Regions from separate parts of the Homo sapiens genome. Here region 2 is linked to region 1. A link is an interaction called in ENCODE POLR2A ChIA-PET data of the cell type or tissue named here. Cell type or tissue: Panc1. All regions are shown on one strand. Links, peaks and the distances in the headings refer to the core of each region. The heading gives the core; the rest is flanking DNA. Region 1 overlaps DPRX (divergent-paired related homeobox). Region 2 overlaps ZNF331 (zinc finger protein 331).

Region 1 (5,375 bases), core at 227-5,226:
AGTGAGCCGAGATCGCACCACTGCACTCCGGCCTGGGCGACCAGAGTGAAACCCTGTCCCACAAAAAAAAAAAAAGATAAACTAATGATTCCTTCTAGGGAGATATAGATGATATCAGAGAGCACATTTTGTAAGAACACATAACAGAGTGAGAAAAGCCCCACCGTAGGGGAATTACCCTCCCCGCCCATTCATCAGGTGAGGAAGTTGAGACCAGGAACAGTGGGGACACGAGGGGTGGCTTCAGTCAATAGTTCGCCCAGGGAGGAGGCTGGGTGCAGGGCCAGCATCGGTGTCTCCACGTATTCACAGCCCCTGGACTGGGAATTCACACCCAGCCCCCTAGACTATGGTTCACACTCATACCCTAGCTGGCTGGGTGCAGTCCTCGCCCTTTTCCCTCCTGTTTCCTCTGGGAACTTTCTCTGGGAACTTCTTTCTCTCTCTCTCTCTTTTTTTTTTTTTTTTTTTGTAGAGATGAGGGTCTCACCATGTTGGCCAGGCTGGTCTCCAACTCCTGGGATCACGCGATCCTCCTGCCTTGGACTCCCAAAGTGCTGGGATTACGGGCGAGAGCCACTGCACCTGGCCGGAATTTCTCTTTTTCGTCTTCCCTAAGAAGTCTTGAGTCTCCAGACGGCTCAGGTTTTGATTGTACCTCCTGGGTTTTGAACTTTGTTAAATACAACCCCAGGGAAAAATCATGCCCACACCTGGGAAGCATGCCCCTGTCTGGTCTCAGAGTCTGGGTTTTAACAGCTCCCCAGATGATTCTTATTATTCTCACGTTGGGGAAATACTGGGCTAGAAGGTGATGAGAGGAAGACAGGATTTGATGTTAGTGAAGCCCTTCTCCAAAGATGCTTGGAAGCTGTTCCTTTTCTTTTCTTTTCTTTCTGTTTTTTTTTTTTTTTTTGAGATAGAGCCTCGTTCTGTTGCCCAGGATGGAGTTCAAGGGTGCGATCTCGGCTCACCACAACCTCCACCTCCCAGGTTCAAGTGATTCTCTTGCCTCAGCCTCCCGAGTAGCTGGGATTACAGGCACACACCATCACTCCCAGATAATTTTTGTATTTTTGGTAGAGACGGGGGTTTCACCATGTTGGCCAGGCTGGTCTGGAACTGCTGACCTCAGGTGATCCGCCACCTCGGCCTCCCAAAGTGCTGGGATTACAGGCATGAGCCACTGTACCCGGCCTCTGTCTCTTTCCCTTTGTCTTCATCTCTGTGTCTCCCTTCCCTCTCCCTTCCTGTCTCCCTCTCTCACTTTCCTCTTCCCCTACTTTCTCTTCCTACCCCCTCCCCTTCTGTTTCTCTCTCTCTTCCAAAAATGTATTTTGAAAACATACTTGGTGACAGGCACTGTTATGGGAACCGCGACACAGTGGGGAATGACTGGGGTCCCTGCACACTTTAAAGAGTGAGGTTCCATGGCCAGGCGCAGTGGCTCACGCCTGTTATCCCAGCACTTTGGGAGGCCGAGTTGGGCAGAACATTTGAGGTTAGGAGTTCGAGACCAGCCTGGGCAACATGGTGAAACCCCGTCTCTACAAAAAGAAACAAAAAAACAAACAAAAAAAAACACCATAAAAATTAGCCAGGTGTGGTGGTGCATGCCTGTAATCTCAGCTACTCAGGAGGCTGAGGTGTGAGACTCGCTTGAACCAGGGAGGCGGAGGTTGCAGTGAGCCGAGATCATGCCACTACATTCCAGCCTGGGAGACAGAGTTAGACTTCACCTCAGGAGAAAAAAAAAAAAGGAAAGAAAGCTTTATAGCAGAAAAAAAACGAAGTCTTCAGATATGTCCTGACCAAAGGCTGCTGACGTTGGGAGGCCGCCAGGGAGCTAACCAGAAGTAGGATCCTGTGGGATTGTTTAGCCAAACATTGGGTTTCTCTGGTTGGTCCTAAATTGAAATCAAGGTTGGGGGATGGGCACAAAAACTAGGGAAGCTACGAGTGATGGATCAAGCCCTGGGCATTTGGGGCTGATTGCTGCAGAAATTGTGACTTGGTTTCTTGGACTGGTGGTTGTACAAGTTTTGGGGTTATGGTTCTTTTTTAATTAATTGTAGAGGCTGGGCATGGTGGCTCAAGCCTGTAATTCCAGCACTTTGGGAGGCTGAAGCAGGTGGATCACCTGAGGTCAGGAGTTTGAGACCAGCCTGGCCAACATGATGAAACCCCATCTCTACTAAAAATACAAAAATTAGCCAGGTGTGCTGGTGCATGCCTGTAGTCCCAGCTACTTGGGAGGCTGAGGCAGGAGAATCACTTGAACCCAGGAGATGGAGGAGGTTGCAGTGAGCCGAGATCACACCACTGTACTCCAGCCTGGGCGACAAAGCGAGACTCCTTCTTTGTGTTTTTGTAGGGACAGGGTTTCACCGTGTTGCCTAGGCTGGTCTCAAACTCCTGAGTTGAAGCAATCCACCTGCCTCAGCCTCCCAAAGTACTTGGATTACAGGCGTGAGCCACCGTGCCCAGCCTGTTTTTGTTATTCATTTAATAATTTTTCTTGATAATGTTTGTTTTGATATAGGGGCTCGCTCTGCCACCCAGGCTGGAGTGCAGCGGTGCAATCACAGCTCACTGCAGCCTCAACCTCCTGGGCTCAAGCAATCCTTCCGCCTCCCCCTCCACCTCTGAAATCCCCTGGGATTACAGGTGTGGGCCGCCGGGCCGGCATGCTGTTATTAAGATTGTTTTTAACATTTGTCCTGAGCCCCAACCCATCAAATATTCGCCTATGGCTAAGCAATGGCTGCCGCCCATTTATCTATTATAGGTTTGTCCTCTTTCTAGTCAGCCGTCCTATAGATAAGATGTATTGAGATACTCAGTCATAGAAGCTGCCGCTGGCACCACCCAATCCAGACCTTTCTCTTCCTTTGATTCTATCTGAAATTACTCAACTCCAAATCCTACAGTAGGTTCCTTTTTTTTTTTTTTTTTTTTGAGATGGAGTTTTGCTCTTCTTGCCCAGGAGGCTTGGAGTGCAATGGCGCAATCTCGGCTCATGGCAACCTCCCCTTCCCGGGTTCAAGCAATTCTCCTGCCTCAGCCTCCCCAGTAGCTGGGATTACAGGCATGCGCCACCATGCCTGGCTAATTTTGTATTTTTAGTAAAGACGGGGTTTCTCCATGTTGGTCGGGCTGGTCTCGAACTCCCAACCTCAGATGATCCGCCTGCCTCTGCCTCCCAAAGTGCTGGGATTACAGGTGTGAGCCACCACGCCGGGCCAGTAGGTTCTTTCTAACACACTCATGTTTATTTTATGTTTAAATTTTAATCTATTTATTTATTTTGAGACCAGTATATGAGACTGGCTAATTTTGATGTTTTTGGTAGAGATGAGGTTTTACCATGCTGGCCAGGCTGGTCTCGAACTCCTGGGCTCAAGCCATCCGCCCGCCTCAGCCTCCCAAAGTGCTGGGATTACAGGCGTGAGGAACATTGGCAGAGGACCAAGGTTCAAGGGGATGGAGATTCTCTGATGGTTGCCAAGTTGCATCAGAGTACAGCCAGGGAGGTATAGGAGAGCTTGCTTTTTCTGAGAATTTTCTAGGAACTTGAGATTTTTAGGAATTTTGGGGGTGGAATCCCAATTGACTCAACTCTCAGAGAGGGAATGCTTTAGGTTCTCCACAGGGTGATTTTGTGTTGCCAACCTCCAGGCCTTGAGGAAGGGTTCGCATTGATTCAAAAGGCTAGGTGGACCTGACCTATATGCCCAGGCATTTTGAGTTTTAAGGACATTTTCTGGTCTTCCAAATATTCCAGCTGGTCCTCTGTGCTTTCTTGTTTCTTTTTTTTGAGACAGATTCTTGCTCTGTCACCCAGGCTGGAATGCAGTGGCACAATCCCCTCAGCTCACTGCAACCTCTGCCTCCCGGGTTCACGCCATCCTCCTGCCTCAGCCTCCCGAGTAGCTGGGATTACAGGCACAAGCCACCACGCCCGGCTAATTTTTGTACTTTTAGTAGAGATGGGCTTCGCCATGCTGGCCAGGCTGGTCCCAAACTCCTGACCTCAGGTGATCCGCCTGCCTTGGCCTCCCAACGTGCTGGGATTAGAGGCATGAGCCACCGCACCCTGCTAGGATGAGGCGTATGACGAGGGGCCCGGAGCTTCCATGCCCTCCCCGGATATGCCACCCTCCAGGTACGTCCGCATGCTTAGCTGTCAGGGATCTCTTCAAACCCTGTCCTCCTGGGTTTTGATGGATGCTTCCTTACCCAGACATGACTGATGAAACCACTGGCCAATGGTGATCAGCCTCACCCTCAGCTTCCTTCCCCTCCCAGAAGTTTGCCCTCTAATCCTACTGGGGTCTTTCCAGAGACCAGTCCCCATCCTGAAGCTATCGGTCAACATTAGCACACAAAATACAAAAAGATGGCACTTTGGAGACTCCATGGAACTCTGGAGCTGCTTTCCAGGAAACAGGCACGAAGACCAAACGCAAATGTCACAGTACCACACACACATCATTACAACATGTGACTTTTTGTATTTATCATCTCTCTCGACTTTGGTTAGATGAACAGGCAGGAGAGCCAGAATGGAAGCTTGGAGCGCAAACTTGGGATTCCAAAATGGGGTAGAGGCAGTATATATTAGGATCTCGGCAGCAGCCAAAATGGACTATTCTGTGGCCAATGAAGTCATTTGCAGGGACCTTGAGGTTGGGGTACAGGATGAGCTGGAATGAGGGGACTCGATGACCCGTGTACACCAGGCCGATCGGGTGAGCAGCGTTGGGCAATCTGGGTAGTGTGTCTGCATTTCTCAGGCCGACACTGGTGGAGACCCCACCCTCTGGTATTGGCGGTTGTGGAGTTTCTTGTTTTTGATGAATATGCTTGCATTTCGCTTTCTTGAGTTTTGCTCTGTGATTCTTGAACCAGACCTGAAGGGAAGAGAGAGAAGAGAATGGGGTGGAATTCAGATGACTTGTCATTCTATTTTTAAAAAATTTTTACTTTTTAATTTTTATTTTGTTAAACGTATTTTATTTATTTATATTCTTTTTTTTAACCTTTAAGTTTTTAACTTTTCTTTTTTTTTCCTTTTTTTGGCCCTTAAACTCTCCTAATATTTATTTATTTATTTATTTTTATTTTATTTTATTTTATTTTTGAGATGGAGTCTCACCTTGTCGCCCAGGCTGGAGTTCAGTGGCACCATCTCGGCTCACTGCAACCTCCGCCTCCCAGGTTCAAGCGATGCTTCTGCCTCAGCCTCCTGAGTAGCGGGGACTACAGGCTCACACCACTATGCCTGGCTAATTTTTGTATTTTTAGTACAGACAGGGTTTCACCATATTGGCCAGGCTGGTCTCGAACTCCTGACCTCATGATCCGCCCACCTC
Region 2 (5,375 bases), core at 192-5,191, 85 kb after region 1:
TGTGGTGGCACACACCAGTAGCCCCAGCTACTTGGGAGGCTGGGGTGGGAAGATTGCTTGAGCCCAGGGGGCTGAGGTTGCAGTGAGCTATGATCACACCACCGCACTCCAGCCTTGATGACAGAGTAAGACCCTGTCTCAAAAACAAAACAAAACAAAAACAATAAAAAAGGCCCAACATGGTGGCTCACATCTGTAATCCAAGCACTTTTTGAGGCCAAGGTGGGAGGAAAGCTTGAGCTCATGAGATCAAGACCAGCCTGGGTAACATAGTGAGACCCTGTCTCTAAAAAAAAAAAAAATTAAAAAAAAAAAGTTTGCCCTTTTAGTCACACAGTCTATGGTACTTTGTTATCACAGACTGAATCAACTAAGACAAGAATTAAGAGGTGTGTGCAAAATAGACAAGAGACAGTTTAGTACAGAGAATATGTGCTTAATAAATGTGACCAGGCTCCTCTCTTCCTTCACTGAATAATCAGTCGTCATCTTGGATAGGATATTTACAAAACGTCTAATTCAATAGGATTTCCTTTTTTTTTTTTTTTTTTTTGAGATGGAGTCTCGCTGTGTTGCCCAGGCTGGAGTGAAGCGGTGCGATCTCGGCTCACTGCAAGCTCCGCCTCCCGGGTTCCCGCCATTCTCCTGCCTCAGCCTCCCGAGTAGCTGGGACTACAGGCGCCCACCACCACTCCCGGCTAATTTTTGTATTTTTAGTAGAGACGGGGTTTCACCGTGTTAGCCAGGATGGTCTCGATCTCCAGACCTTGTGATTTGCCCACCTCGGCCTCCCAAAGTGCTGGGATTACAGGCGTGAGCCACTGCGCCCGCCGACTAAGTCTCATAAACACATATGATTTAATTAAAAAAAAAAAAAAGATACTCACCTGACCTAAGATGTTTAACGATTCGTCTTCCTCCTCGGGGATGCTTTTTCTGAAGGATGCTGGCCTGGGGAAAACAGAACCAGAAGGGTAACACCTGCCATACCTAATAAAACCAATGAGAAATACGAGGCCCCGAGATGGAGTTTCTGGGAGATTCCTGAAGAGCACGCTGTGGTAACTGAGATGATGAAGCGTGGAGCTGCCCCTCTCCCTGTCTCCCACATCAGGGACGTGTCCCTCTACAGGAGGAATTCTACTCCTGAGGCCACCGTCTCCTGTCACTCAGGCGCCCTGAGTGGAGAGCACTTCTAGCTCTGAAAGCGTCACCTCATGGCTGTTTCTGCCTTCTTGTTGGTGAATTTCCTGGCAGGGCTCAGGCACTCCCGTCCTTCCGCGGCCCTTGTTCTCAGGCAGGTACCGCTTGGTTAGGAGGTGAAGGCAGGGGAAGCAGCAGAGACGCTGGAGCTACAGGTTGTGCTGTCACACACACCTGCGTCACCCAGAAGGCCCGATCATCCATCCCAGCACAGAGAAGCTGGAGCTACAGGTTGTGTTGTCACACACACCTGCGTCACCCAGAAGGCCCGATCACCCATCTCAGCACAGAGACGCTGGAACTACAGGTTGTGCTGTCACACACACCTGCGTCACCCAGAAGGCCCGATCACCCATCCCAGCACACAGAAGCTGGAGCTACAGGTTGTGTTGTCACACACACCTGCGTCACCCAGAAGGCCCGATCACCCATCTCAGCACAGAGACGCTGGAGCTACAGGTTGTGCTGTCACACACACCTGCGTCACCCAGAAGGCCCGACCAACCATCCCAGCACAAGCCTGCACTGATGGCTCAGCCTCACCACAGCACACACTGGCCTGAGACACATCTGCGCCCCTCATACCCACTAACGCCCAGCACGGCCACGCTGCCGGCCCCGCCACTCCACACAGTGCAAAGGCACATCCGTGGGCCACGGAGACCCGTCCTGATCGCCGCCCCCACATATCCCCCAGAGCGCACCTCACAGAACAGAGTCCCGGGGACGCACTGCCGAGGTTCACAGGTGCGGGTTCCGTCGCCCCAAAGCCTCGGGAGCACCCCAGCCCTAGTTATGGGGAGAGCCCGGCTGCGTCACCCCACACCCTCTCCAGCAAGTGCGTCACCGCTAGAAGCTCCGTGCCCGTCTCCCCTTGGAGCCATGGGCGCCAATCTCACCTGCGCGGACTGGCGGAGACACAGCGGTTGCGTCACCGGTGCAGAAGCGCACCGAGCACGGCCCCCATCACCCCCAATGACGCTTGCGTGCACCCGTGTCACAGTTACGGGAGATAGAGCCGCCGCGTCAGCCTCGCACTCCCACGCAAGTGCGTCACACAGTCGGTCCCGCCACCCATGGAGGCCAGCGCGCATGCGCACCCCGGACTCGGGAGGGGCCTCCCGCACCCAGCGGCCGGAGCGCGCAGGCAGCAGCAGAGCCCGACACGCATGTGCGTGCACACAGATCCTGACACGCATGTACACCCAGACCGCGACATGCACGTGTACGCGCACACAGACCCCCAACGCATGCGTGTGGCCAGACCTTGATCCGCATGTGCGACCAGACCCCGACACACATGTGCGCGTGCACAGACGCTGACACATGCACACACTGACACGCGTGCGCGCCCTTCCCACTCCTTCCTTCTTTGGCCTCTCCCGAAGCCACAGGCGCACTCGGCGGTCCCCCTACCCCCATGCTTGGCGCGCACCCCTGGGTTCCTCCTAGGAAGCGAATGCCCTACTCAGGCCCAAACACACAGGGGCTTCGGGAAGGGGTGAGAGGCTTGAGGAGGGCGATGTCTGGGGAAACCAGAGCCCCAAGCCCCGTGTCCCAGCATGCAGCGCCTTAAGTTCCTGGGGGGCCTCTGGGAAACGTAGTCTGGGCCGGTCCCAGGCAGGGGCCTCAGGGCGCGTTCCAGGCAGGCAGCCCCACACTGAGTCCATCTTGCTCCCTGCAGACGCCCGTTCCCGGCTGGGAGAGGGGCTGTGTCACCCCAGCTGGGAGCCCGTCTGGCCTCTGAGTGGGGTGATGCCGGGTGAGCCATGGCTGTCATCAGAAGGGTATCCTCTCCTAGCCCCTCTGGAGCATCACCTGGAATTCTCTGCAGGCCGCCAGCACAGGCTGCCCGAGGTGCTATTCGGTGTCCCTTGCTTGCTGGATTGTAAACAATGTACAGGCAGCAGTTATGCCCAGTTAGTCCCGCTCTCATTCCAAGTACTAATGTCACAGGGTCTACAGGATGTTGCAGGTACTACTTAACCACAGTCTCATTTTGACTCAAAATCCCACTTTTTAGAATTTATCCCAAGGAAATAGCTAGAGTAGTACACACATGTATGCCCAAGATGTTTGGAGATTATCTTGTGTGGGAAAGTTTTTCTTTTAAATTGATACAACCGTAGATTCTTAGGTAGTTGTACACATAATACTGAGAAAGCCTATGTATCTTTCACCTGGTTACACCAATTGGTGATTATAGTATACAGTATAATATCACCGCCAGGACATTCACAATGACATCATCCATTGATGTTATGCAAATTTCAAGACACTAATTTTTTTTTTTTTTTTTTGAGATGGAGTTTCACTCTTGTTGCCTAGGCCAGGATTACAGGCATGAGCCACTGCACCCAGCCAAGACAGTAATTTTTAAAAATGAAAATCTTGCAGAAGATAGAGGAAAATATCACAGTAGAGTACAGAATAAATAAATTAGTCTGTTATATAATGGCATAAAATACATTTACTAATAGTGATACTGATTCATGTAAATTGAAAGACGGTATCATTAATTACTAAGAGAGGAAGGTAGGTTTGAAAGGGTATGTATAATTTGGGAGGAGATATTTTGGTGAAATTAAGAACATAGGCTCTATGTTCTTAATTTCTATAACTTTCAGAATGTGAATCTGAGCTCTAACAGTTATTAACTGCTTGTTTCCTCACTAGTAAAATTGGGATAATAATACTATAAGGTATGACTGTCTCAGCTATTAAATATCAGAATATCTAATACATACGGCAATATGTAAAGATTTTTTAAGTTTGTGGTTACTATTGAAGATCAGTAACATTACACTGATCCTGAATCCAGTTTTAAAAAAGAAACTCATCTGCTGTTTTTAATTTTTTTGAAACAGGGTCTCGCTTTGTCACCCAGGCTGGAGAGCAGTAGTGCAATCTCAACCACACTGCAACCTCTGCCTCCTAGGCTCAAGTCATCCTCCCACCTTAGCCTCCCAAGAGCTGGGACTACAGGTGCACGCCACCACATCTGGCTAGTTTTTGTAATTTTTTTTCTTTTTTTTTTGGTAGAGACGGGGTCTTGCTATGCTGCCCAGGCTGGCCTTGATCTCCTGAGCTCAAGCAATCTGCCTCCTTGGCCTCCCAAAGTGCTGGGATTACAAGCAAGGGCCACTGCACCCGGCCTGCTGTTTTTTTCTTATGCTAAAATATGTACTTGTCAAACCAGCTGTCAATATAGCAAATGCTAACTAAAAGGAACTTTCAGAGCCTGATGTTAAGAATGAAATTTGTTTTGTTTAAGCATGTTAGGTAAAAATATTCTAAGACACATAAGGAGGAAATGTTCCCTCTCACAAGCGAGTAGGGGAACAGAGAGATGATTCTGCATCAAAAATTGTGCTCAAATAATATGATCTTAGAAGATGCCAAACTGGGAACATTAGCAAGAGGATGAATCATGTGTTCCATGTGTTATAGGACATTTATGCAAACCATTTTAATTGTCATCGTACTCAATTTCACTGATCTTGGATTTGTTATTTGTATAGTGGGTATTTTTTACTTGTACATATAATCATGGAAATGTTACTTGTACAAGCAGATTTGTAAGGCAACAGGCGTCAGTGATTACTGTCATGGTCTTTGAAAGAACCATTAAAATCATAGAAAATTTAATTCTGAAAGGCTGTAGAGCCATCCCTCAGTATCCAGATTTGTTCCAGAACCCCCCTGAATATCAAAATCCTCGAATGCTTCAGACTCTTATACAAAGTGGTATAGTATCTGCATATAACCTATCCACATCCTCCTGTACATTTTAGATTCTAGATTCTTTATAAATTATCTTATATGCTATGCTAATAATTTTCATACTGTATGGTTTAGAATAATGAGAAGAAAAGTCTGTACATGTTCAATACAGATGTTAGCATCTGTAAAATAGGATGCAAACCTCCTATTTTTTTTCCCAAGGATATTTTTGATCTGTGGCTGAATCCACAGATGCAGAACTCATTCCAAGGGTGCACTATATTTTTTGATAATTTGTTGCCATGGGATTAGTTTCAGATGATGTGTCTCTACTCCTATAAGGTGTAAATATATGAGAGGTTTTCCAAAACAAGACAAAGATCACTGGCACACCCCTCCCATCCCCACATGCTCACAGGTATAACGTGACCCGTGGCTGGGCTGGATGC

The links. ChIA-PET counts read pairs that join two places held together with the same protein. Peaks named below come from ENCODE experiments on the same cell type or tissue, not always from the same donor. Only the 100,000 strongest peaks of a DNase experiment are listed, where the experiment ranks them.
Region 2: POLR2A ChIA-PET joins it to region 1 with 5 read pairs; 4 of 35 experiments call an interaction of 5 or more read pairs at or near these places.

The regions. Positions count from the first base shown.
Region 1 is chr19:53,636,134-53,641,508 of GRCh38, reverse strand. It overlaps DPRX (divergent-paired related homeobox), which reads right to left. Exons shown (of 3, transcript NM_001012728.2): 3 at 4,495-4,913. The coding sequence ends at 4,521. Among named protein-coding and RNA genes, the nearest start is that of DPRX, 6.8 kb to the right of the region's middle. RefSeq lists an enhancer at 4,035-4,535. In Panc1, for the core only: no CTCF peak of the experiment used is centred there; no DNase peak of the experiment used is centred there.
Region 2 is chr19:53,551,421-53,556,795 of GRCh38, reverse strand. It overlaps ZNF331 (zinc finger protein 331), which reads right to left. Exons shown (of 6, transcript NM_001079906.2): 3 at 888-951. Among named protein-coding and RNA genes, the nearest start is that of ZNF331, 16 kb to the right of the region's middle. RefSeq lists enhancers at 2,633-2,832, 2,903-2,952. In Panc1, for the core only: no CTCF peak of the experiment used is centred there; a DNase peak (open chromatin) is centred at 2,305; H3K4me3 peaks cover 2,082 bases; H3K27ac peaks cover 1,432 bases.